3 separate regions of the Mus musculus genome follow, and all the other regions are linked to region 2. The links are chromatin loops, found by intact Hi-C in ENCODE. Cell type or tissue: heart. All regions are shown on one strand. Links, peaks and the distances in the headings refer to the core of each region. The heading gives the core; the rest is flanking DNA. Region 1 holds the start of Gm31458 (a long non-coding RNA gene). Region 2 overlaps Trio (triple functional domain (PTPRF interacting)). Region 3 has its middle 45 kb from the start of Dnah5.

Evidence for each region. A loop is a pair of places that touch in the nucleus more often than their neighbours do. Peaks named below come from ENCODE experiments on the same cell type or tissue, not always from the same donor. Only the 100,000 strongest peaks of a DNase experiment are listed, where the experiment ranks them.
Region 1: a loop joins it to region 2, with 4 times the contacts of the local background. A loop is called at or near these places in 14 of 42 quality-filtered maps.
Region 3: a loop joins it to region 2, with 5 times the contacts of the local background. A loop is called at or near these places in 9 of 42 quality-filtered maps.

The regions. Positions count from the first base shown.
Region 1 is chr15:28,061,358-28,072,425 of GRCm38, forward strand. Gm31458 (a long non-coding RNA gene) reads right to left here and starts at 5,304. Exons shown (of 3, transcript XR_001781717.1): 1 at 5,269-5,304; 2 at 2,899-3,015. In heart, for the core only: a CTCF peak has its summit at 6,223 (motif pointing left); a DNase peak (open chromatin) is centred at 5,324.
Region 2 is chr15:27,913,724-27,924,791 of GRCm38, forward strand. It overlaps Trio (triple functional domain (PTPRF interacting)), which reads right to left. Exons shown (of 57, transcript NM_001081302.1): 2 at 5,494-5,568. Among named protein-coding and RNA genes, the nearest start is that of Gm29975, 76 kb to the right of the region's middle. In heart, for the core only: a CTCF peak has its summit at 6,000 (motif pointing right); a DNase peak (open chromatin) is centred at 6,098; H3K4me3 peaks cover 23 bases; H3K27ac peaks cover 42 bases.
Region 3 is chr15:28,156,162-28,161,161 of GRCm38, forward strand. It overlaps a transcript of Dnah5 not described here. Among named protein-coding and RNA genes, the nearest start is that of Dnah5, 45 kb to the right of the region's middle. In heart, for the core only: no CTCF peak of the experiment used is centred there; a DNase peak (open chromatin) is centred at 2,910; H3K4me3 peaks cover 1,353 bases; H3K27ac peaks cover 1,768 bases.

The DNA of each region.
Region 1 (11,068 bases), core at 3,413-8,412, 150 kb after region 2:
AGATGACCCCCTGGATGCCAAGACCCAAAGCAGGAGATGTCCAAGCCTCTGGAGAGAGGCTCATAGGCATCAACCCAGCTGAGAATTCATCCTCACATCTCCCGTGGGCAAGATATGATCTCTGTCATCTTGAACTCTCTGCACTTGTGATTATCTTAATGAGACCTACTTGGTACAAGGACTGTTAATCCTCTGGTGTGGATGGCAAACAGGAGCTGTGTACATGTCCGATATGTCCCTCCATGAGTATTTATAGGCAGTTAACTGTGTGTGTGTGTGTGTGTGTGAGAGAGAGAGAGAGAGAGGGAGGGAGGGAGGGAGAGAGAGAGAGAGAGAGAGAGAGAGAGGGAGAGAGAGAGAGAGAGAGAGAGAGAAGAGACATGTAGCCAATGGTAAATTTCCCACACTCCTGCAAGAAACTCCAGTTTCCAGTTAAGCTCATTAGTTCACCAAGCCAGACAGGAATAATTTCTTCTTTGGTCTCTCCTAGTTGCCCTACTTGAGGCGAAGAGCTTGCTCATTTCTTCAGGAAAAGTTTACATAACACCAGTAAAGGGAAACCTGTACATGACTGAAGTTCTTGCTGACATGAATTCAGGCTGCAGCCTGTTGAGATAGTCTGAACACGAATACAGTGAGCCTAGTCTAGCCACAGAAGGAGGATTAACAACAGTTATGTAGGGTAGTGTGTGTGTGTGTGTGTGTGTGTGTGTGTGTGTGTGTATTCCTCTTTCATGATGAACACTAAAAGTACATGTGAAAGAGGAGAGAGCTGTCATGGAGGATAAAAATAAGCCATGCAATAGGAGTGACCAGTACTGGGGCACTCCAGGGCAAAAGTCTACGGTGCAAGGATGGGTGCGAACTTAAATCTGGATTCTAGCTGTCATGAGAGCCTGAAGTTTTCTTGTTCACAAGGTGGATGGGAAGGAATCTTTACAGAGCGGTTATGAAGACTGACCTCCATGTTTGAGGGAAGGCACTTCACCATTACAGTAGAGTGCAATTTGAGTCCTGATTCAGCAAGGTTTTGTTCTTTCTTTCTATCTTTTTCTTTTGGGTCCTGGACAGAAGAACCAAGGTGTGCTTTTTTCTGTTAGTCTGGGTTTCCTTACCCTTTCTTTTCTTTAAAAAAAAAAATTAAATGTTTTATTTTATGCGTATGGGTGTTTTGCCTGCCTGTATTCATGGGCAATATATGCATACCCTGCTGCCTGTGGAGACCAGAAGAGGAGGGCATTGGGTCCCCTACAACTGGAGTTACAGATGGTTGTTAGCTGCTATATGGGTGCTAAGAATTAATCCTGGATCCCCTGCAAGAACAATCGGTGCTTTTAAGCCCTGAATTCTCTCTCCAGACCCTCACTCTTTGTTTAAATCTCCTCTCCCTGCCATGTGGGTGTTTGTCCACGTAGTGACTGACCTGCATGTTGCCTCTCACCTCAACAGTACAACCTTTTCCGTTCTTTGCCCCATTCTTCTTGTCTGGGCTGTTGCTGAGATGTGTAGCTTGCCTGCCCTGGGGTTTTCACTTAAATTCCAAAAGCCTTGTCCTCGGTTTCCTCTTTCAGTCTGTTCCCAAACTCTTTTGCTAATGAGACTAAGACCCCCAAGAGGGAAAACCAATTTTCTTTGTGTCATTTTCCTCCAATGCCATGACACCATCAGAATTTGTATGGATGGCTGAATATTAGTAGTTTGTTAGCTTTGTTTTTTGTTTTTGTTTTTGTTTTTAATCCTATACCCCATGCAGACTTATAATGAATGCTTATGCTAGGATTAGTCTCTCAGGGTATCTTAATTTCTTTTCTATTGCTGATAAGACACCATGACCCAAGCAATCTATAGAAGAAAGAGCTTATTTGGGGCTCAAAGTTTTAGAAGGCTGCAGTCAATGACCATCATGGTAGAGAACAAGGCAGTAGGCATGCAGGCAGGCATGGCACTGGAGCAGTAGCTGAGATCTTACATCTTGAGACACAACCACAAGGCAGAGTAAGTTGGCTGGGAATGATAGGGGCCTTTGAAGCCTCAAAGCCCGCCCCCAATGACACACCTCCTCCAACAAGGCCACACCTCCTAGTCCTTCCCGAACAGTTTCACCAACTGGGGACCAAGTATTCAAACATAGGAGCCAAAGGGGGGTCATTCTCTTGTAAACAACTTCACATGGCAGTCCCAAAAGCAGACTTTCAGCCATCATGATAAGCACCCTTCTTGGGTCCCGTAATTATCTTTTAAATCAATGCCCACATTCTTTCCTTCTGTCACTCAATAATTACTTCATGCCAGTCACATGCCAAATAATATTTTAGTCATGGGCTGGAGAGATGACTCAGCGGTTAAGAGCACCAACTGTTCTTATAGAGGTCCTGAGTTCAATTTCCAGAAACCACATGGTGGCTCACAACCATCTGTAATGGGATCTGATGCCTTCTGGTGTGTATGAAAAGAGCAATGGTGTAATATACATAAAATAAATAAATGAATCTCTAATAAAAAGTGCTAGTCATTATTTTTACATTACTGTGGTTTTGTTTTTGTTTTTCTGACCGGAAATAAGATCCCTAGCTGTCTTTCTATCTTATAATCAGTAGCATGATTACCACTTCACACAACAAGGAAAGAGCCAAGGACTTTCTTCTCAGCCCCTAAACCAGGGTTGTCCACAGGTCCACTACACACGGACTACACCTTTTGGAGTTCTATCGTACAGAGATATTAAGGGTCTTGTCCTAAGGTGTCAAGGAATGTAGTGCTGGCCGTGCATCCTTAAGCACTGAGGGCACGTTTTGAGAGTGGAAGTATGACTGAGAACGAGAGAGCAGTGGGGTTAACCTCTGGTGGCCACTGAGATCGCTGTGCCAGTGAACTAACTGTAAAAACCCAAGGAAGAACCTGTTATGTGGAACAAATTCCAAGTTAGGCAGCGGTAGTTCAGTTGGGCGTGACGACACAGTCATCAGGGTAGCAGGGACCTTTTGATCTGAAGAGACTCTGGAAGCTCCTTTCCATCTACATCCCAGACAGAAGAAAAGGAGATGTCAGTGGAATAGCAAAAGATCCCCCCAACCCCACCCCCAGAGCTAAGAGCCTTCTCCAGGAACTCTTTCCGGGGCTCCTATCCAAGTTACGCTTGCATCTCGTTCTCCACCCTGCAGTTGGAATAGTGTGCTCCACCAGCTCACAGTCCCCACATCCCACCCTCCAGGACTGGACTGAAGTCTGATGACACTCACGCTTCCCGGCTGGGGTGAAGCTCCCTGTTGGCTGATCTTTGCCCTGCACATTCCTTTGAAGTCAAAGCCCATCCGACTTAATAGAAAGTGTTTGAAGTATTAATTATCATGGCACTTTGAGTCTTGAAAGTAACATTTTTTCCCCCTCATTTCAAATGAAAAAAAAAAACCCATGAATATTTAAACTGTCTTTGTCTGGTGCTCCTTGCTTTCTGATCCCTCCACTCTCCTACCTCATTCTAAACCTGAGTTCTTAGATTAATTTTTAATAGTGACAGTTCAGGAAGGAACAGCTGTGTTTTGATGAAGTTGCACTCTTTCTGCTGAGTTCCCTCATGCCTGACCTCTGGGATCTCAGACGGTGCTTTCTTTATGTGTCTTTTTGGACAAACCCAGGACTTAAGAGTTTTGTTCCCACCCATGGAAGGAGTTACAGAGGCAAAATTTGGAGCTGTGAAGAAATGATGGACCATCTAGAGACTGCCATATCCAGGGATCCATCCCATAATCAGCTTCCAAACGCTGACACCATTGCATACACTAGCAAGATTTTGCTGAAAGGACCCAGATATAGCTGTCTCTTGTGAGACAATGCCGGGGCCTGGCAAACACAGAAGTGGATGCTCACTGTCAGCTATTGGATGGATCACAGGGCTCCCAATGGAGGAGCTAGAGAAATTACCCAAGGAGCTAAAGGGATCTGCAACCGTATAGGTGGAACAACAATATGAACTAACCAGTACCCCGGAGCTCTTGTCTCTAGCTGCATATGTATCAAAAGATGGCCTAGTCTGCCATCACTGCAAAGAGAGGCCCATTGGACTTGCAAACTTTATGTGCCCCAGTACAGGGGAACACCAGGGCCAAAAAGTGGAAGTGGGTGGGTAGGGGATTGTGGGGGAGGGTATGGGGGACTTTTGGGATAGCATTGGAAATGTAAACGAGGAAAATACCTAATTAAAAAAAAAAAAGAGTTTTGTTCCTGACTAAATCAGCCACCTAGTTAATATCTAATTTGAATTTATAGAAACTTATTCCCGAGAGGAGTTCTAAAGATACTGTATAAAATCTGGCACAGCTACAAATAAATAGGTTAGCTCAGGGCTAACTTGCCGGGCAGATTTTTCCCCCTCCAGTGATGTATAACGAGCAATCTCAATTGGACTTCCTCTTCTGATGAATGTTGTGTTGAAGCGTAATGAGTGTTTGTCAGACCCACCACTAGGAGAGACAAAAGCTTTGAGTGTCATTGTGATTAAGCACTGCCATTGTATTTGTTATTTATTTGCTGTTTTTGGAGTGCAGGGCATGGAACCCAGGAACTCACACATGATAGGCAACAGTTCCGCCAAAGTACTCCATCTCTATCACCAGTGTGGTAATGGTAATCTTCCTTCTCGTTTGGTTTACAGTCCCACTATGTAGCTCAGGCTAATGTAGAATGCATTACTTTTGTGTGTCAGCTGGAATTACAGGTGTATCATACCTGGTTCCTGCTGAAGGACTATTTTAAATATATTTCCTGACATTTTTATACTGCTTGTGATATAATGTGAACTGTATGAATATGTTGGTAATTCAATGAAAGCATAATTGTCTAAAACAATAAAATTGCCTGGCTGTTTCCCCAACTGTCCACATACCACTAAGGGAATAAACAGAATCTACACTAACTGGTACAATACCCTTTGTGGATAGATTTTTCCCACTTTCCTTGATAAGTTTGCTCAGTTCTTCTTAAACTCATTTAGTGAGCTTGGAATTATAAGTTTGAGGCCAGCCTAGGGTACCCAGTAAGTTTAAAGCCAGTTGGATTACATAGAAAGGCTGTCTTCTAAAACAAACAAAGACTGCCAATGAGATAACCATAAGAATCCAAAGCAATTTGCTTAGTACACAATTCCTAGCAACAAAAATGCTGTAGACAAAGCCTCATACACAAAACAGGTCCCACCATCAGGATTCTGGGCTCTGATCCATCACTAACGGTTCTGGCTTCTCACTTCATCTCCCCAGATCTTTTTCCCACCTGTGCAAGGTCCCTTCCCACTTCATGAGGACTTTGAAGACTGGAGTCTGTGAAATCCCCCTGGGACCCACCTTTCCTTCCTAGTGATGTCACACAGTGGATATTGTTCCGGATGGTGATCTCATTTCTGGTGTGATCATGTGGACCAATGATTAGCATTCAAGTCAGGTGGGGGTGACAGAGTCAGGCCTAGAGTTATAGAGACAACTACTTGGCAGTAAACTGCACAAAATACAGTTCTAAAATCTAAGCAGGGAAAAGAAGTCAGGGGGCAAAATCAATTTTATTTTTAGTATTTTATTTTATTATTATTTTTTTTTGGCTTTTTCGAGACAGGGTTTCTCTGTGTAGCCCTGGCTGTCCTGGAACTCACTCTGTAGACCAGGCTAGCCTCGAACTCAGAAATCTGCCTGCCTCTGCCTCCCAAGTGCTGGGATTAAAGGCGTGCGCCACCACCGCCCGGCAATTTTATTTTTCTTTTAAGGGAACTTCTACTTGCAAGAGGCAAGATTTTTCAATTTCCATTTTTTTTTGCAAGTCATCAACAAGATTAAAATCTCAACTTGTGTTTTTTGTTTTTGTTTAGCTTAGTTTTGCTTGTTTTTAATGAGAAGGCAATTGAGTTGAAGTCCTTCCAAATTAAAACTAAATGTCTTTGAGTTTTGGGCTGGCACAGTTGTAGCCCAGTTTGTTGAAATCTTTATTTCTTTTGATTGTTTGCTTGTTTGTTGTTTGTTTGTTTGTTTGTTTGTGTAGCCTTGGCTGCTCTGTTACAAATACCTGCCTGCCTCTGCCTCTGAGACTTGGGATTAAAGAGGTGTGGCACCACTGTCAGGCAGTGTATGTGTATACTTTTGCAAGAAGGTCTGTAAATGTGGTTTCCTTAAAGTTCCCCAGCTATAGAAAAGCCTCCCTTTTAGTGGGAGTTATGGACACACCTCCCCCTACTGGGCACCAAGTACTACTGTGGTTTGTAGTTGGTCTGTGGTGGCCATGGAAGGTGGAAATTACTTAGATGTGTGTGTAGGGGGCTCCATGTGGAGATCAGAGGACAGCTTGTGGGAGTTTGTTTTCTCCTTTCACTGTGTGGGTCCCAGAAATCCAGCTCAGGTCATCAGGTTTGGTGACAAGCACCTTCATCTCCTGAGATAAACTCACTGGCCCAAAGTTCTAATTCTCGTTAAGCAGTTGGGAGAGCCAGGTTTTGATGGCATATGCCATTCACAGAGCATCTGGCTGGCTAATAAAGAGTTTCTACTGGCTTAAATCCACGTCTAAGAATCTTCTCTGGTGGATACCCCTCAGGAGAAAATGCTGTGTTGTATAAAGTAAAAACTGGAAAACCAGAGAGATTGTTCCCTAAAGTGATCTATGCCAAGTATAACAGAAGATTGTGAGAGAAAGGCAGGCTTAAACTGGACAGGGATGACGTACTGGAGACAGAAGCAACAAAGGCTAGTTAGAGGCTACCAATATATTTGTATTTGTCATATGTGGGACACATGCAGCCTTACAAGGTAACAACTTAGAGTACACACACACACACACACACACACACACACACACACACACACACATGCATGTAATAGATGCATGCATGAATGTAGATAAACAAGTTGCACTTTAATATAAGTGTTAATACAATGGGATACTATTTAGATACCAGAGGAACAAACTATTGCTTCATGTAATAATGTGGATCAATATTCCACATGTGATTCTAAGCAAAAGACACTGGAAATATAAAAGGAGAAAATAGATGGGTATGATGGGACATGTCTTTAACCTTAGCACTGGGAAAGAAACAGTAGAAAGGTTCTGGGGCTGGTGAGATGGCTCAGTGGGTAAGAGTACCCGATTGCTCTTCCAAAGGTTCAGAGTTCAAATCCCAGCAACCACATGGTGGCTCACAACCATCTGTAACGAGATCTGATGCCCTCTTCTGGTGTGTCTGAAGACAGTTACAGTGTACTTACATATAATAAATAAGTAAATCTTTAAAAAAAAAAAAAAAGGTTCTGAGTTCAAGGACAACCTGGTCTACAAAGTGAATTTCAGGACAGCTAAGCTGTGGTGGTTGATCAAAGCCAGGAATGTATAACTTGAATGGTGGTATTGGATGCATGAATGAATATATTTTGTAGAGTTTATCCATAGCCACTGAAATTTGTGGGAAAAAATTGGTGTAAATTATACCATAACTGAATTTATTTTCAATACTTTGTTATCGTTGCCCAAGATAGCTCTTGCTTTGTAGCCCAGGTGGACTTCAAACTCTAGCTTTGCCTGGATGTGCCTCCTAAATGTTTAGACTATAGCTGTGTGCTAGCACCCCTAGCTTAGATTTTGGATAAAAGTTAAGAAATAAGAAAGTAAATGAATCTAATATGGCCAGGGAAATACTTAACTTGCCATTGGCTATTTATACATTTTGTCAATGATTAAAACATTGTTTACTTTAACAATGGGAATGAATCCACTAAAATATCTTTCTGTTAAAAACAACAACAAAAAACCAAAAAGGCCAATTGTGGTTGTCTTTAATCCTGGTGTGTGGAAGGCAGAGGTGGGCAGACATCTATGCGTTTAAGGCCAACCTGGTTTATTTAATGAGCTCTCAGTTGCCTAGCGCTACATAATGAAGTTGTGTTTTAAAATAAACAAAAACAAACCTTGAATATGAATATGCTTGCCCAGAGAGTGGCACCATTAGGAGGTGTGGCCTTGTTGGAGTAGGTATGTCACTGTGAGTTTGGGCTTTAATACCCTTGGCCAAGCTGCCTGGAAGCCAATCTTCTCTAAGGTGCCTTTGGAACAAGATGGGAAACTTTCAACTCCCTCAAACCTTGATTGCCCGAACATTGCCATGCTCTTGCCTTGATGATAATGGACTGAACCTCTGAACCTGTAATCCAGTCCCAATTTAATTTTGTCCTTTATAAGAGTTGCCTTGGTCATGGTATCTGTTCACAGCAGTAAAACACTAACTAAGACAAAACCCAACAGAAAAACAAAAAGCAAAACAAAAAAAAAAAACCACGGTAGATTAGGTAAATTATTCCCACATATTTCTTGGAGAGAACATATATCAAATAATAAAAAAATTGAAACACTTAAAACTGTATCAAACCATTATTATTGTGTTACATAATATGTGAACTGTATCACTATATGTAAAATTAAATATGGTTTTAAATTAAAAACTAAAATAGTTGGGATTAGAAAATGGCTCAGTAGTTAAGAACACTTACTGCTCTTCCAAAGGTTCTGAGTTTAATTCCCAGCAACCACATGGTGGTTCACAACCACCTGTGATGAGATCCAACGCCCTCTCCTAGTGCGTCTAAAGACAGCTACAGTGTACTCCTACAAATAAAATAAATAATAAAATCTTTAAAAAAAAATAGTGATTGAGGAATTTTCCAGAATGGATGAATGATAAGAATCTACAGAAACTGAAACATGTAAAACTAAAGATAAGTAAAGCTATTCACTTCCATTCATAAATTTAATCTGCCACAAAAAGACCAAAATGGAGTTAAGTAATAAAAATGAAAACTGACCAGAACTAGAAAAATCAAGGTTATTGAGTAACTAAACATAAAAAGATGGATGAATAATTTTTCCAATTAAACTTTTATCGTGTCTCTTGAAATGTGGCTGCCGCTTCATTATTTTGATACTGTTCACTTGGAAACAAGAGCAAGGTTTTCTCTGATTTCTAAACCTTATGTTCTCAAGTGAAGCTTCAATGAGACTGTGAAGTGTAAAAAGAAGGGCAGTTCATTGTATCAACAGACTATCTTCTTTATCCACTTGCATAACAGTTTGTCTTCCTGAAGTTACTCATTAAATCCCGATTAGGTATTAGATATCCCAGGGGGATATCACCTTTCCTTTCTCCGTAGGAATCCAAAAGAAGGTAAGGTCTTTATAAACTACGGAAAAATGTTTTAAAAAATGAAATCCAGCTTAAAGGTGGGTTGGGGGTGGTGCCTCCCTTTAAACCCAGAGCTCTGGAGGCAGAAGCAGGAGTCTCTCTTGCGTTCAAGCTGAGTTCGATGGTAGCTTGGACTGCAGAGACTACCAGACAGCCAGGGATACACAGAGAAACCCTGACTGGAAAAAAAAAGCTGAACAAAGAAAAGAAAGAAGGAAGGAATGAAGGCAAGAAGGAAGAAGGAAAGAAAAAAGGAAAGAGAAAGAGACAGCGAGAGGAAGGAAGGACAGAGGGAGGGAGAGAGGGAGGGAGGGAGGGAGGGAGGGAGAGAGAGAGGAAGGTAGATTGGAGCCTGTGGGTTGGTGTCAGAGCTACGAGTCACTCTGGGTATTCTGTTCAGTACAGACAAGCGGCCCTGAGACCACAGATTGGAAAAGTAAGTGAAACATTCACCACGGACCTCACGCAGGGATTTTGGTTGTGGTTTATGCAGGGGAAGTGCGGTCATTTCCATTCCCTGCTTTTAAAAACTCCCTCTGAGGTTACAGCCCCCTAGTAACGGTTTCAGCATTTCCAAAGGGAACCACTGGAGTCCTTCCCTCTAAAACAATTAGGACCCCAGGGCACCATCAGTCTTTGAATAGGTCAAAATTTCCATGAAAGTGAACGGAGATAAAGTCACACCATGGAGAGCCCAGCTTGTTTTCAGCAAGCCGCGAACTAAGAGGAAGTTCTGGGTCCCCAGGGAACAGGTGCTGCTCATCCCATTTTCACCACCGATTTTTTTGGAGGGCGGGGGAGGGGCAGTTTTTTTCCTTTGCACATCATTTCTCCCTTCCCTTTCCTTTCTCTAAACCCTCCCTTATCCTGTTTTAATTCATCGCCTCCCCCCCCCATAAACTGCTGTTACATACATATGTGCACATCCATATTTGCTCCTAAATATAACCTTCTGCGTGTGTTTAATGTTACTCGTATGTCTGTTTTCAAGGCTGATTGTTTGGCTTGGACTGACCAATTGGTGAGTTCTTCCTTAGGGAAGACTCCCGCTCGCTCGGTGTTCGTTGATTGCTATTTTACTTTGCACAGTAGTAAAACTTACTTAAGACACTTACCCGGTATTTCCCAAAAGATTAAAGTACTGTGCATCCAGGCAGGCATGGTGCAGAAGGAGCTGAGAGTACCAACCACCTTTAGTTCCTAAGGCAACTAGAAGAAGACTATCTTCCAGGTAGCTTGGATGAGGACCTTAGAGCCCATGCCCACAATGACACACTCCCTCCAACAAGGCCACACCTATTCCAAAAAGATCACCCCTCCTAATAGTGCCACTCCCTGGGCCAAGCTTATTGAAACCAGCAATTAGGCTGGGAGAAAGCTTGAGGGAAGGGCAGGAGATAGAATTGCAGTTCGTTTACACGTGGAGTTGATTCCTTTTTCTTTTTGTCTGTTTTCAATTGTTTATTAACAGATTCAACACAGGGTTTCTTTGTTTAGCCCTGGCTGTCCTAGAACTAGCTCTGTAGACCAGGGTGACCTAGGACTGACAGAAATTCACCTGCCTCTGCCTCCCAATTGTTGAGATTCAAGATGTGCACCACCACTGCCTGGCTGAAGTTGATTTTTTTAAAAAAAAGATTTATTTATTAAATGTATATGAGTACACTGTAGTTGTCTTCAGACATACCAGAAGAAGGCATCAGATACCATTACAGATGATGGAGGCATCATGTGGTGCTGGGAACTGAGCTCAGGACCTCTGGAAGAGCAATTAGTACTAACCACTGAACCATCTCTCCAGCTCCTGGAGTTGCTTTCTTTTGAGAGGATTTCTGCAGTTTTTACTTATGAGTGTACAAT
Region 2 (11,068 bases), core at 3,576-8,575:
AACAAACACAGGTGAGCGAGAAATTGGACAGGAAAGCCAGGTCCGTTTAAAGGTCAGAGAAAAGTTCCATAAGGAACATGGGGAAACCAGAAAATTGGAGCTGGACAGAATGGCAGGAAGGTTTCTCCTGGAATCAGCGTAGCCTCGCTGGACATGGAGGTGAAACTGTCACCTTTTTTTTTTTTTTTTTTCCCAACCAGCATAGAAAAGCATGAGAAGAGAATTCAGCATTCCCAAGTGGATCCTTCATTGAGTTCTACAACTCTGAGAATTTCTCTCAGATCTCAGACTTCAAGCCAGGGAACTCGATTTATTTTCTCTGCACCAACAAAACGTTATCAGAGGGAATATTAATGTTGCTTTTACAGTGTCCTAGATTGACTTCGCATCCATTCTAATCAGTAATGAGACTTGATGGAGACTGAATACGGAAGCTGATCCATATGTACTGTTCAGCCACATAACTTATTTACAACATCAATTCAATGGGAGCAACCCTGAACGACGGGCACCAAACCACATGGTGCTACAGTGTGGCTGCACAGGCCACACGCCTGCTACAGTGTGGCTGCATGCCTGCTACACTGTGGGCTGCACTGCCTGCTACACTGTGGTCTGCACTGCCTGCTACACTGTGGGCTGCACTGCCTGCTACACTGTGGGCTGCACTGCCTGCTACTGTGTGTCTGCATGCCTGCTACTCTGTGGGCTGCACTGCCTGCTACACCGTGGGCTGCACTGCCTGCTACAGTGTGGGCTGCACTGCCTGCTACACTGTGGGCTGCACTGCCTGCTACACTGTGGGCTGCACTGCCTGCTACACTGTGGGCTGCACTGCCTGCTACACTGTGGGCTGCACTGCCTGCTACACTGTGGGCTGCACTGCCTGCTACAGTGTGGGCTGCACAGCCTGCTACACTGTGGGCTGCACTGCCTGCTACACTGTGGGCTGCACTGCCTGCTACACTGTGGGCTGCACAGCCTGCTACACTGTGGGCTGCACTGCCTGCTACACTGTGGGCTGCACTGCCTGCTACAGTGTGGGCTGCTACAATGAAGCTCCATGGGCTGTACTCCACACGTTCTCAAGGCATCTTCACAATGAGCCTGACAAGTGCTGTCTCTCAGCCTCAGAGGGAAGCTTCAAGGGTTGAAATGAATACAAAGGACTACAGAGTGTGGCCTTAGGTGGAACACAAACAAGAACACTCTTTCATACCAGTGCTTGGGCTGTCCTATAAAGACAGTGGAAGACAAAGACACAGAAACGTGAGTAAGTCATAGGTTCCTGGTCATACGGGAGCAATATTTATGAAAGAAGGAGGAAAGGCTACTGATAAGTAGTAATTCATCCTGAAAATATTTAATAGTTTTATAGTAATACTAATGGCTATAGTTTTTGAAAAATCTCTTATCACTAAGATAGGACATACAACAGTTTACTATTTTTCATTTCCTAATGTCTTTAAAAGTCTTTTCAAATAAGGGGAAAGAGTCAGCCTCCATAATGAAAAGTATTATTACTTAACACTTAATAACTTACATAAATGTTTAGGTCTGATAATGCTGAGGTTTTTAAGACATATAAACATTACGAGACATATACAAGACACTCATAAATAAATGATATGACATCTGGAACTAGTATCAAAATTATCCAGAGTAAGAGTAGAAGAGAAGCCAGGTGTGGTGGCGCACACCTTTAATCCCAGCACTCGGGAGGCACAGGTAGGCCTGAGTTCTAGGCCAGCCTGGTCTACAAAGTGAGTTCCAGGACAGCCAGAGCTATACAGAGAAACCCTATCTCAAAAAACACAAAAAACAAACAAACAAAAAAAGAGTAGAAGAGAAGACAGAATACGGATGGATAGACTCTGAAGACAGCCCAGGGATCTGGTTCCCGCTCTCTTGCCTGCTGAAGCTGAGATGTCGTGATGAAAGGTTTTCAAGAGCATGTCTTTAGAGCCGGAGATGTGGCTCAGTGGTGGAGGACTTCAGGAAGTGTCCTGGGTCCAATCCCCACAACAACACAGCAGTAATAACAAAAACACAAGTACTCTGAACTAGCAGCTGTCTGGGCCCAAACCACAGGAGTTCCGTGCAGCCGCTGAACTGCGCAGACCTCCTTGATGCCCTCTCTCACTATTGCAGAGGCCTGTGCCACTCGACTTCTGTAGACTCCCATGCCTTGGATTGTGCTTACTGAGCCCTGACTATGTGCAAACTATGCTTCTTCCGCGTACTTCTCACGAAGTGTGGTTTACAAGGTGTCATCTCTCTCGAAAGAGTCAAACATATTACTGTAATAGGCAGAGATGCCCATGAGTGACAGACGTGAAACAGCAATGGTCCTCAGATGCAGCAGCAGCTGCAGGAAGAGGAGGAGGAGGAGGAGGAGGAGGAGGAGGAGGAGGAGGAGGAGGAGGAGGAGGAGGAGAAGGGGGAGAAGGAGAAGGGGGAGGAGGGAGGGGGGAGCGGGAGAAGGGGGGAGGAGGGGGGAGACCTCTTCACTGACTTGGCCTTACTCTATTTGTGCTGCTATCACAGAACACCAGGAACTGGTTAGTTTACAGAGATCAGAAATTTATTTTCTTATGCTTCTGATGCTGGGAAGTCCAAAGTCAGGGTGCTGGTGGACTGAATTGCCTGGTGAGGGCGACATCCTCCACCAGGAAGGAACTCTGCAAGCCACCTTCCCCGTGGTCTTCACTGCATCCACTGGGAGGAACACTCGTGGCCTAACTAACTCTTCAAATCATCACACTGCTAACACCTGGCCTTGGCGGGTGTCTTTCAACATAGCATCCTCCTGACTCTAAACATCATATAGATGTGTCCTTTGATGTCACTTAAACCATACCATGCACAGAAGTCACATGCTGCTGTCCTAAGAAAGATGTGTATTTTGAGAATGTCATGTTCAAGTTCCAGAAATCCTACCTGGCTTTTAGAGATGTCAACCAAATAAGCATATCTCAGTATCTCAGAATCACTCATCAAATTTGGCTCACTCTATTAAAGTCCTTCTAGCTCTCACTAGGTTTAAGTAATAAAGGCTCCTCCATTCCTATGGGAAATCTTTTATTTGGAGAGGGTTTCACTATGTAGCCCTGTTTATCCTCAATCTCCCAGTCTGTCTGGACGTGCCCACATCCTGCACTTCCAGGAAGAGTTGAGCAGTACAGCAGAGGTCTGGGTGCCCAGGAGCTGATGGGCAGCGGGCGTCCTTCTCAGACGGAGGCTTGGTGTTCTACGGATGGACCCAAGGAATTTCCTCATGGTGCCTCTCAGATTCAGATATAAAATCTTTTAGTTACTCCAACCTTAAATCGGTACCAACCATCACAGGGCCGGGCCTGAGACTCCGCAAGTCACTGTGATGAAGAGACTTCGATTCTTGCTGTTATTTGGTTGGCACTTGGGAAGTGAACTATCCTGACTACTGAGTTCCAAGGCCTACCCTATATGCAGAGGTTTTGCAAAGGTGCCATGATATTTCCTGATACGTTACAAAGGGAAGTACAGAACAACGTGGATGAGTAAGTTCCAGGACAGAGGAGAGAAAGTTGAATCCCTTGAGAAAGAATGAAAGTGCTCTAGAACCACACCATGGCATAGGCAGCACATTCGGAGCTCCACTAAAATCTACTTTTAGAAGTACTGGAATGGAGAGAGCGACAGAGACAGAAACAGAGAGAGAGAGAGACAGAGAGAGAGAGAGTTAGAAGTAAACATTATTTCTGGGAATATCTTTCTTTGGAACTTTTCCTAAAAATACAGTATACGTAATCAATTTATTTTTACAATTTCCCACTCTCCCTTTCATATACAAGATAACAATAGCCTAAATTGTCATGAGCTGTTTCTGGTCAGAAGCTGGGAAATACTAAGAGTGTGGCAGTACTCCTAGCTGTCGCCTGCTGGTTATCGCCCTGCTGGCCTTGATCATCTAAACTGCTCTGTCCTCACCTGTGCTCACTGGAGATCATCTCTCCCCAGCCAGCACCGCAGAACTAAACTCTCACTCAAGATTGATGAGATCAATGCATTCTTTCTTTTTGATTGATTAGTTAGAAAGCAAGAAGGTTTAGGTTTTACAGTAAGTTAAATAGAAATGCCATGATCATAAACCCTGAATTAATTGCCTAATAACGGGATGAAGGCAAACAGAACCCAGCAGTCATGGCCGTCCATCTGTCTGATGCCCATCTCCGGCACTTCCAGGAAGAGCAGCAGAACAACAGAGGTCTGGGTGCCCAGGAGCAGAGGGGCAGCGGGCGTCCGTCTCAGACACAGACTCAGCATTCCAGGTCACGTGCGGAACTTCGAGTGAGTCCTCTTAGGTTAGGAAGGAGAATCTTTCCGTTACTCTGATTTTAAGTACAAAACCAGTAGTTCAAAAGCTGGCACATGGCACAAGCCCTTCCACAAACTGTTAGGGACGAGTTGAAAAAGAGTAAATAAACATTACTTTCAAAACTCCGTGGATTGTAATCTGTGAGTCAGTCTGTCCATCCATCCAAGTATTACCAACAACTCAAGCCCCTTTTTCTATTTTATACTCTTTTCTAGCCATGCAGATTCATTACTAATTAGATTCACTTCTCCAAAATCAACAGACAGTATAAACGAGTGAGCAAAGACAGGGCAAGCAAAGACGCCATGGACGCCTCATCTTAAATACACACAGAACCACATGCCCTCAGGACACCCAGAAGCATGGCCACCATGCTGTAATTAAACCTGAGAGGCCACGGGAGCCTGCCTCGGGCCAGCACAGCATGCTTATTTCAGATAGATAGCGCAAGGGGTGGGTACCCAGGGAACAGCAGCATCCTGCAGGACTGCCCAGGGTCAGGGCAGTCTCACTCACATCCATCCCAGGGAGAAAGCTAAAAGGTTTGAGCACAGCCTTCGCTGTGCAGCAGAGAGAGGCCAGATGTCCCACAGGCAGGGGGCTGGGCTGTCAATCTCCACTCTGTGGAGGGAGGGCTAGCAATGAAAGGCAGGTATCATCTTAAGAGGAAGCATCCGTTAGTAGACTGCAAAGACTTTACAGACACCTGAAGAGGTGGCTGCTAAGAACCCCAGGAATGGCAGCACAGAAGGAGAGGACCTGCTGAAGGACGGGAACCTTTCCTCAAAGATGAGGGAATGAAGAGCCATGGGAGACAAGGCATAGAGGTTGAAAACCCCTGAGTGTGTATTTGTGGTCACACTCCCAACTGCTGACACTGAGGTGTTTAACAAGCAGCTGTTCCACTTAACGGCTCCGGCAACGCAGCCAAATGTTTACAGAGTGACAGACATGTAGTTTGATCAGCAACACTAGCTGGCTTAGGATGTTCACGCTGCCTTAAAAATGCCTTGGGCATTAATTTTTCACGAATAAAGGATTTTAAAGGTCCATCAAATGTCGATGCTTTCATAGGCGAGGGACTTTATAATCAAACTCCGCTGTCAAGTAGAGCAGGTTAGAAAGTCAGACTTTACCTGAAAGATAGGCGACTTTTTCCTTCAGAATTGGCAAAACATCCATAGCTTTCATTTCATCATTTTTCCGAAACCCTGAAAGACAGAGAGAAAAGCGTCACCAGGCTGCCTGACTGACAGGTAAGGCCCATGTTACCCAGTGCCAAACGTCAACTGTCATCATAGCCAATGAATCAATTAGGGAACCTGTCTGTCCCTGTGTGAACACACGAGACTGTCCCCAGCATTTTCTTCTATTTTAGTGCTGAATAATGGTCATTACACATGCCCAGAGACAGTGCCCCTGAAGACTCTAAGCCATGCTAGCCATAGTAGCTTGTCCCCGGAAGACACAATATGTAATCAGTTCCAATCATTTGCCAAATCTTCCTTTTAACCTTGTGGAATTTAGGTAACTGCCAGAGAAGGCTGCAGCATTGGCATTGGCAGCTTTTTTTTTTTTTTTTTTTTTTTTTTTTTGGAAAAGTCTGCTTGTTGTAGCCCAGCAAAGCCTCTAGAGGGAGCTCGATGCCTACTCTTAGTCTCCTCAGCCTGGTTAATAGCAGTACTTGCCTGGCACACAGAGGGGCTTATGCACAGCCCACACTGGCCAGTGCTCCCTCCTGGCTCGCTCCTTCTAAGCTTTTTGGGTTATACCCCGAAGAAGAGCATCAATGACTAAGCTAGCCTGTTGCCACTCCAATTTCCGAGGTGGCCAAGGCCATGGACTGAAGAACAGAAAATCTTAGAAAGCCAGGGAACAATTTTCAATTTTACGAGAGGCCAGAATACTGCCTACAACTTAGGACAAGCCAATGCGTAAGTAGAGTGAGCTGCGGCCTAAATATGCCCAGCCCGCCCACCAGGAGAGCACCCACCTAGGAACGTGGGAGAAAGATTTTCTCCCTCGTGCTCATGCCTTAGGATACTCTAAGGGAGGTCACCATTCTAGGGCTGAATGCCCATTACAACCAGAGCTGCATCTGCCATCACTAACATACTCTCAGAGAAACACAAGACAGCTCCCCCAGGCCTGGTTTTTTTTTTTTTTTCCTTCCATTTTTGTCAAATAGTACAAGGAAAAGATCTGAAACATTATTTTTCATGTTCACAACTGGTAAAAGATGTGGTCTAAGTAAAGAGTATTAAATAAGTGGAGTTCTAGTGTGCTCACTGGCCCAGTTCTCATATTCTGATAGACAGTCTCTCACCAGGCGGGCACGCTGTCACACAACTGTAATCCCAGCAACGAGGAAGCTAACACAGGAGGGCCCTTAGGTCAAGGCACCCGAATTCAATCAAATCCGGGGATGTGCACTTGGAGAAGCGCATGATGTTGAATTCACTGCTCTAACTTTATTCTGGCTGGTGGAGAGGACAGAGCCCAGTGTAAGGCCAAACTAGATTACATGCTCAGGACTGCACTGTGGTATGTGAAACCGAGAGGAGAAATCTGGGAGAAAGAGTCCTCAGACTAAGTATCAGAGTCAGTGGCCCAAGCTTCCAGCTTTTCCCAAGCCTCATACATGAAACACAAGTTCCCTGTGGCCCTTCTAAAAAAAAAAAAAAAAAAAAAAAATCAAGCATCTGAGCCAGGCAGGTGGCAATAGCCACCTTTAATCCCAGCATTCCTGAGGCAGAGGCAGGCAGCAAGGACCAAAGCCCTGAGAGGACTTCTGGCATGACCCAGCCAGGGAATAACAGACTTGAGCCAGAGCTCAGGTCTTCAGGTCACCAGGCCACTTCACTTTCTAGTGCACCAACTTTTCTGTGTGAACCGCCATGGCTGTGTGCTGGCAACCCACCAGACTGAGAAGCAGTTCTGGTTTCTAGATGGCAGATACCCGAGCCAGAGGGCTACAATTTCACCCCAGTGCCTCCAGAGCTCTTGAATAAATTCAAGCTAATCTCAGCAGCTCCCCATCCATCGAGGTAACTCAGTACCACTTTAATTCAGTACCGCTCGTGGTAAAGATGGCGGTACAGCTAAGGCAGTGGCGTCAGGCTGGTGACAGCCTGTAGCCAATGCAGATGATGAGAAGGCTCATAAGCTGGGGGATCCCAGTGAGAATGGAGTGACCTGCAGCTATAGGTCAAACCTAAAGATGTCTGACAAGAGAAATCCTTTTCTACTGTTCAGGGTCGCGAACAGACACGTCCAACAAGCCAATGTTCACCCAGGTTCTTGTCTATGCCCTAGAGAATACTTATGAAGTCAGAGTGTGCAGCTGTTTAAAAATAATTTTTCTTAGAAATTAAAAATAAACAGCTTTTTGCTATACTCCATGGGTTCTGGACTACAGTACAGAAAGGCCAGATACCTAAGACTTCCTTGGCTCGTGAATTAAAAGGCTTTAGGTTCTGGGTTCAATGGTCTTCTCCTGGAGGCATTTCTTCTTGCTGGGATTACAGGAGGTCACCCACTACAAACTCAGTTAGAAGAGATCCCTCTGAGATTCTTCACCATATCTCTGTCCCAGAGACCAAGGAGTAGCCACACTTTTACTTCTATGACCAAGAGGGTCTGCGGATGGACAAGGACCGCACAGAGAAGTTGGTGAGGTTAGAAGAGGGTGGGCAAAAGGTGGGCAGCAGGCAAGGAAGGCAACCACCAAGATCAGGGGCATTTAGCTGTGCCCATTTTCTGAACGTTTAAGTTACATAAAACCTACAATAATGTGAGCAGAAAGGTAAGGAAGCTGGTGTAGGCTTTCATGAACCACTACTGTGGGGCACGATGGGTCCCAGGGAAGGAGTGATTGACAAGCACTACTTTCTGGGTCAGGCCTACAATGTGTGTGCTGAGGATGCTCATGAGAGGGCATTTGCAGTTAGGCCTTGGTTAGCAGAGGGATGACTGTGTAAAGAGAGCTCTGGGAAGTTCTGGCTTCAAGTCCACTCTCCCCTTCCCTCCTTCCCCTTCTCTAAATGTGCATACGTAAATTAAATATCTTAATAGTTTCATCTAAGACAGCTCAACCCTGATGTTAAACAACAGAGTGGATCGTGTTACATGTTTACAATGCTATCTGGCCAGGAGCAGTAAGCCTGGGATAAATACTAAGACCACGCCACCGAATGTCTCCTGTTTCAGAAGCTGCCAACCATGCAGCAAATGGATAGCCTCCATCTTCCTCTCACTCGGGGAACTCGCTTTAGACGGAAGTAGGTGCGAGTATCCAAACCTCTGAGTACCGGGTGAAAAGGAACAAACTACCAGAGTCTGCGTCCCTGTCCGTCGTCCCCCACCCCCACCCCCGCCGCCGCTCGCCCAGTGTCCTCCAGGACTTTCTATTTCAGTCTGTAAAAGATCAGCTCTGGGTATTTAGCCTTCAGTCACACCATGATTACAGCTGTAAGAGGGAAAATTACCCTCTTTGCTCCAGGAGGAGAGATCCCACAGTTGTCTCTGACAATGGGAAATCTTTTGGGTGAATGGGGGTGGGGGGAGCTGGAATGTCAACAACCCAACAGCGCAGTGGTCAGATCAACTGTGCCCTTTTGGTCATCAGACTCTGTGTCAGGGCTGCGGTGCCACTCCAACAGAACCGTTCCCAGCAAGCCACAGAGCTCACTGACCACCACGGTGGCCTTCCATTTTTAACATCAACCAACAATAAAGGAGCAGCAGCCCTCCATCTTGGTTGCTCCCAGGAGGAGCCGCACCACGGGACATCTCCAGGTTGTGTGAGCGCTCACTCATCACTCAGCTCGTTGACCCAATAGCACTTTCCGTGTACATGTGCACAAAGACCTAAGATGAAGCTAATTATCTGAGGTAAGGGTAAGATTTTTGGTGCTGGGAAGATGGCTCAGTGGTTAAGAGCACTGACTGTTCTTCCAGGTCCTGAGTTCAATTCCCAGCAACCACAACAACCATCTGTAATGGGATCCGATGCCCTCTTCTGGTGTGTCTGAAGACAGTTACAGTGTACTCATATACAATATATACATATATACATATACATACATATATATGTGTGTGTGTGTGTGTGTGTGTGTGTGTGTGTGTGTGTGTGTGTTAAAAAGAGTAAGTTTAAAACTAAAACAGCTTCTTTTGGTAATCCACTCAGGACCTCTAGCAGATTTTAATCATTTTGAATTTCACATAATCATTCGCTGACTTAATTTTTTTTTCTTTTAGGAAAACATGGTATTTAAGAGCCCTATTATTCCTCCACAGATAGAGCTCCTGATAAAGTTGCCCGTGTGCCTTGTTCTGAATTGTCTGTCAGTCACCCACAGACTGCTTCCCAGCCACCTCGTAGGTCTCAGAGCCTGTCAGCTACCCCCACCTTACATTTATTAAACCGAAAAATCGCCTGTGGGAAAGACTGAAGCATGGCTGACGGAAGCACAGGTTATGCTACAAGTAAGACTAATAACTAAGGCAGCGTTCTAAAGCAACCACAGCAAAAATGTTAAATAGTAAGCTGGTAGCTGCTCTTACTGACGAGCCTTGGTGGTAATTACCGAATTTTACTCATTAGGTAATTGGCAGAGCTCCGGAACACAAAGGGCAGGAGATAAAACTCCACATCTGTGCGGTGGCCCCGCCCTCGCACTGCCGGCAGAGAGGGTGACGTCACCCTGTCTGAGCAAGCCGCTCCAGCGCAGAGCCTGCAGGATGCTGCTCCACTGCAGGGAGGCAGTGCTAGCGAGGTGTGTGTGGTGGGGGTGGGGTGGCCGTGTAAAGCTCACGCCAGTGTCACAGGAAGGAAGTGTTTTAATGGATCGGAATCTTCTGTGAATGCATTTAATTATGGAAGAATGTTAGAGAACAAAGGTTACATTTTCACCAGAATGCTTACTAAGATATAAAAAAATGCAAGCACAATCAACTGATGCTTATGTCATTTTTTACAAAATTATATGACCCCAGATTGGACACGAGGATGAATCACATGCACCGGGAATGTAGATGTGTCCACAAACCACCACATGGAAATAACGACAAAGCGGATTCTAATGTTTAGTAATAACCACCTGATTGGCTAACTCATCCTGTCTTATTAGTGACAGCCTATAACAGCACACAGTTAAGAAGAGCACAAGCTTTACTGACTCAAGGAAACGTCAACATATAGCTCTGGCTTTTCATTTCTTACCCACAAAGTATACAGGACAAGCTGAACTGCCAAAGGATGAAAGGCTTGTTAAGAGTATTACAAATGCCTTAAACGAACGAAGAAATCAGTAGACTTTGTTGATGTTTTAACTATGCATTAATGGTACATTGGAAGTTAATTCATAATATATAATAGGCCAGTTGTCCAAAGGCATTATATTGTATAACGGCTATTATTATATAGTGGTTATTATTATAAAAGGGGTTCCAGCTTCTTCTAGTTTCATAAAATAAAAAGGAAATATGGCCAAGGGCACCCTTAATCTTCTGATCCCAGACCAACAAAGAAGCAAACAGAGAAATTGCATTTCTCTGACTAAGTGATTCAAAATAAATCACATGGGCAACCTGTCCCCCCCCCCCCCATCTCCCTGTGCCTCTGTCTGTCTGTCTGTCTCTTTCTCTGTGTCTCTCTGTGTGCATGTGTGCTATAAAGCCTGACAGCAGACGCCACCCTAATTACATATG
Region 3 (5,000 bases), core at 1-5,000, 240 kb after region 2:
AAGGTAAGTACTTTACCCCTGAGTCACGGTCCCAGACTAACAGAAAGCATTGTAATAGTAGCTATTGTGGAGTGGCTAAATGAAGCTAAGTGAAGGACACATTTTCTCAGATGAGTATCTTTTCTTGGTTAAGAGAACACAAAGTCTGTTCCTATCAGGTTTCCTGAATACAATGCATTGTTACAAACTCAAGTCATCAACTTGCAGAATAGATGTCTTAACCTTACTATTACATTTAATTGGAATTTTCTACCCTTCCTTTGACCTCTCTCCAAACTCTTGTGAGTTGCTGCCTCCAGAGGATTCTACCCATTCAACATTTTAGATTCTGCCCGAGAAATGTCGCAGAATTTCTCTGTAAATATTTAATACCTTGTTTAAAAGCTGCTGTTTTGTATTGTGAGCATCTCATTATGGGAAGCATGTTAATATTGTTATTGTATAATTTATATATCATAAATACCTAGCATTTATAATAAGTCTATTTCAGCAAAAGTGAATGCTTGGTTCATTATAATTTTTTCAGTGACCCTCTGATTTTCATCAAAATCTGTCAAAGCAAATAGAGACCCTGAAGTGGCAAATGAGGCAAACCCTGGAAACCACAAATGACTCGACTTAAATTTACATGCTGTGAGACCACAAATGCTTTCCAAGTGTTATCTTGTAAGGATGTGTGGCACACACTCCTGTTAGCTTCATCCTGAACTCTTCTGCACTGACAATTGCTTGCTTCAAAATTTCGCTGCTACATCCTTTGCCTCTAATTTTCTCTTGGTGTGAATCTGTGAAGCTAGAGGAGTTAAAATGATCAGGTGTGCTGTTTTAGGTTTGGGTGGTGCTGGGATCTGATCAAGGCCCTTGCACATTCTAGGACTCTTCCAGCCGAGCTACGTTGTCAACCCTTGGGTTTTGTTGCTTCTGGTTTTGGTTTTGTTCTTTGGAGGTGTGTCTTACTGTGTAACCCAGGTTACCCTCAGACTCTTTTTCGTCCTGTCTCAACCTTCAGACAAGAACCTCCATGCACCGCAAATGTTTCTTGTTCAACAGCATAACAAAAAAGCTAACTTGATATGTGTCTTTTTACCTATCAAGTTTGTAAGCCCTCCAGCTTCCAAAACATTGTTGAAAACTATGTTTATGGGCTGCTAAGAAGGCTCTGGGGTGAAGGCACTTAGCACCATGCTTGAAGACCTGAGTTCAAGTTTTCAGGACTCACATGGTGGAAGAAGAGAACCAATTTCTCAAAGTTCTCCTCTGACCTCCACATATGCACTTTGACATGTGTGCACATGCATTCACGGAATAGACAAAAACAAACAAAGAGATGTAATAAAAAGTTAAACTGTATCTTTACAAATTAATGGTGAAAAAATAGGTTTTTAAAGGGATATATTTCTATGAGTACATACAGAATGCAAAAGTAAAAGCATACAACAAAGTACTGCTATCATTTCTAGCTAGTAACTTTAAACAGGATTTTATTTTTTCTTTATTTAAAAACTTCCTTTAATTGCCAGCTGAAGTGGCTCATACCTTTAATCCCTGAAATCAGGAGGCAGAGACAGGTGGAGCTCTTTGAGTTTGAAGCCTTCTTGGTTTACATAGTGAGTTCTAGGACAGCCAGGGCTATGTAGAGAAACCCTGCCTTTTTTCCCCCTGTAATAAATTCATGTATATACAGTTTTGTATCTAGAAAAGGTACATAGGATAATGTTTTTAGGTTGATTGAATATACCAATAATATTTCTACACTGAAGAAAACATATCTGTGATCTCGGTGTTTAGGAAGGAGGCAAGCCGGGCGGTGGTGGCGCACGCCTTTAATCCCAGCACTTGGGAAGCAGAGGCAGGTGGATTTCTGAGTTCGAGGCCAGCCTGGTCTACAAAGTGAGTTCCAGGACAGCCAGGGCTACACAGAGAAACCCTGTCTCAAAAAAACCCAAAAAACAAACAAACAAACAAAGGAAAGGAGGCAAAAGGGGTTTAAGTTTTCAGCCAGCTCGGGCTACATCAGGAATCTTTGTCTTAAAAAACAAAAACAAATAAGAAACATAATATCCCTTCTAGAAATTTACATCCTATGGGAGTATCCTGTGGTAATTACATGATGGATCATATCTTTGTAAATACTTTCTATAATTCTTTGTCTCCCCAGCCAAGCAAGCAGCTTCTAGTTTATGTAAGTCATTGGTGGGAAAGGTTTGCAGGTCAGCGAGAAGAACGGAGAGAGAAACAGAAGCAGGACTCAGTTGTTTTGTGGTAACACCACACAACATCATTCCCTCAGTGCTACTCCGTGTTAGCATTGACCCTAAGCCAAGGTTGACAGGGACAAGATTTTTGGCAGCTCTGGAGAATTATCATCAATACTGCAAAAGGTGTGTTTCTGTGGTTATAGACACTGAAGTAAAAATATAATGCATACGGTGTCATGTTGCTGAAAACTGACCTCATAGAACTTAACCTTCCCTAGGGAGGGCAGAACTCCCGTCTCCCTCATGTCTGGGTAATGGGACTCATGAAGCTGGTCTCAGAATCAGAGAGAAGATCCTGCAAACATAGCTATTTCTAAGAACCGCATCTTTCTTGGCTGCTTTAAGACTCCAGGCGGAAGCTCACCTGTTACATTTTCCCATTTTGTCATGCTTAGCTCTTTCCTGGCTCGGGGCCACCGGGGAGTGTATTTATACCTCTATGCTGTTTGCATTTGGCTTTGTCTTGTGGCCTTCAACAAACAGGTTAAAAAAAAAAAAAAGAGTGGAACGGCTCTAGGTTACTTTATTTAGGAATGAAAGCCAGCGGCTGAACTCGAGCGTAAATCATCTGCCAAGGATATTTTTATCTCCCGGATTGCTTCATCTCCAGGGAACCAGCCTGGAGAGCTGGGTGGCTCCCTTTGTCTGCTCCATCCAGGGCAAGCCCGTCCCCCCAGCCCCGCCCCACCTGTGCTCGGAAGGCCGAGGAGCTGGCTGGCTGGGTGTTTTTCTTTTGCTTTCACTTCTCTCTAGAGAAAATACTTAGAAAGTGAGGCTGGAAGTATTAACTACACTTGAGCAGTTCGGTTCAATTCAGCAAACACTTGTGAAGTGCCGACTGTGTTTAAAGTACAACGGCTCATTCTGCGGAAGAGTCCTTCTCTCCTTCAGTGTCTTAGTAATCTCCCCATTCCTGTCGTCTCCCTTTCTCTTTTTTTCCTCTCCCTCCCTCCATTTTCCCCGCCCTCCCTCGCTCCCTCCTACTCCTCCCACTTCTTTCTGTCCCTTCCCCTCCTTTCAGTCCCTTCCTTTCCCTGCCCTCTCTCCTCTACCCTCTGTCCCCTTCCTTCTCTCCCTCTCTCCCTCTCTTCTCCCTCCTTCACTCTGTCCTTTCCTTCCCATTTTGCTTTTGTCATTTTATTTTTCCTCTTTCCCTTTCTCTCTCCTTCCTCCATTTCTTTGCCTCTTTCCTCTTTTCCTTCATATAGATTGCCTTCTCTCTCTCTCTCTCTCTCTCTCTCTCTCTCTCTCTCTCTCTCTCTGTGTGTGTGTGTGTGTGTACAGCAAGTAGGATTACTTTGCATGCGCATGTTTGCACAGCCAGAGACTGTCTCTTTGTGGTGTTTCTGTAGTTTTAATTTGCATGTGAGTATTGGCCATAGTCTGTCTTTCTGTCTCTTTCTCTCTCTCCCTGTCTCTTCTTCTCTCCCTCCCAGCCCCCTGTGTGTGCACACGCATAGATTTACTTTGCATGTTTGTATATTGGCCAGAGCCTGCCCTCCCCCACCTCTTTCTCTATGGAAGTTTACTTTGTGTGTATGTGTACTGGCTGTGTGTGTGTGTGTGTATGTGTGTGTGCACATACATGCGTGTGCATGCACACAAGTGTGTGTGTGCAGATTTACTTTGCATGTTTGTATATTGGCCAGAGCCTGCCCTCCCCCACCTCTTTCTCTATGGAAGTTTACTTTGTGTGTATGTGTACTGGCTGTGTGTGTGTGTGTATGTGTGTGTGTGCAGATTTACTTTGCATGCACATGCATTGGCTGCCATGGAGGGAGGTCTTTCTTCTATCAGTCTCTAACTTATATTTTGTGACTGGGTTTCTCAAGGAGCGGTGGTTCAGGTCGGCCAGCGGGTCTGAGAGCCTCCAGGCTCTTGCTGCCTCTTCCTGCTGCTGCTGGGTTTGGGTTTATGGGTGTGAGCCTCTGCACTTCAGCTTTCCATGGGTACTGAGGTCTGAATTCACATCCCTAGCTTGTGCAGCCAGCCCTTTCCCCGTTGACTCACGCCTGCAGCCTGCCCACATTCTTATAAGCCCTTGTCCCAAGTTTCTATCATAACTCTAGTGCTCCTCAGATGCTTGCTCTGAAATGAATGGCATTTTACTTCATTTTTCTTTTAAACAAATAACAAGCAGTTATGGAGCCTGATTGCTGTTTATGACTGACTTACAGTGAGACCGTCTTCAGGAGATGGGATACTGGTGTGGTATTTGTTAAACTCCATGTGATACATCTGCCCAGAGTTAGTACTCTACATTGGCTTAGTAGTGAAAGCTGTAGGTGAGAGCTACCCCAGACTGGGCATTATGATAAAATTCCCACAGGCCAGCATTTCTGCCCTGAGATCAAACATGAAGGATCAGTTCTTTTGATGCGGCTTCCAGGTGGGGCCAGTAGAGTGAGACTGGGGAACGTGGGCTGAGTCTTCGGATAGCATCTACCACAGGATGTGGTCCTGGACTTTTGAACATAGGAACAAAATTAAAAATCTTCCTCTTGGAAATCTGTGGGCTTAGTGGGTCATTTCTGAGCATCCCGTTCTGGACTGGGATGCCCACTGACTGTTCATTTCGAAACACAAAGCAAGGCCTACCTCTGAGAAGGAAACCATTGTTGACTGGAGAGTCTCCTCCAGGAGGGCCAACTCAGGAACTGTCCAGAGACTGGAGATCACCAAAGAACAGACAGCGACCTCTGTGTGCTACGCTGACAGTGGTGAGGACAGTCCCGAGGACCG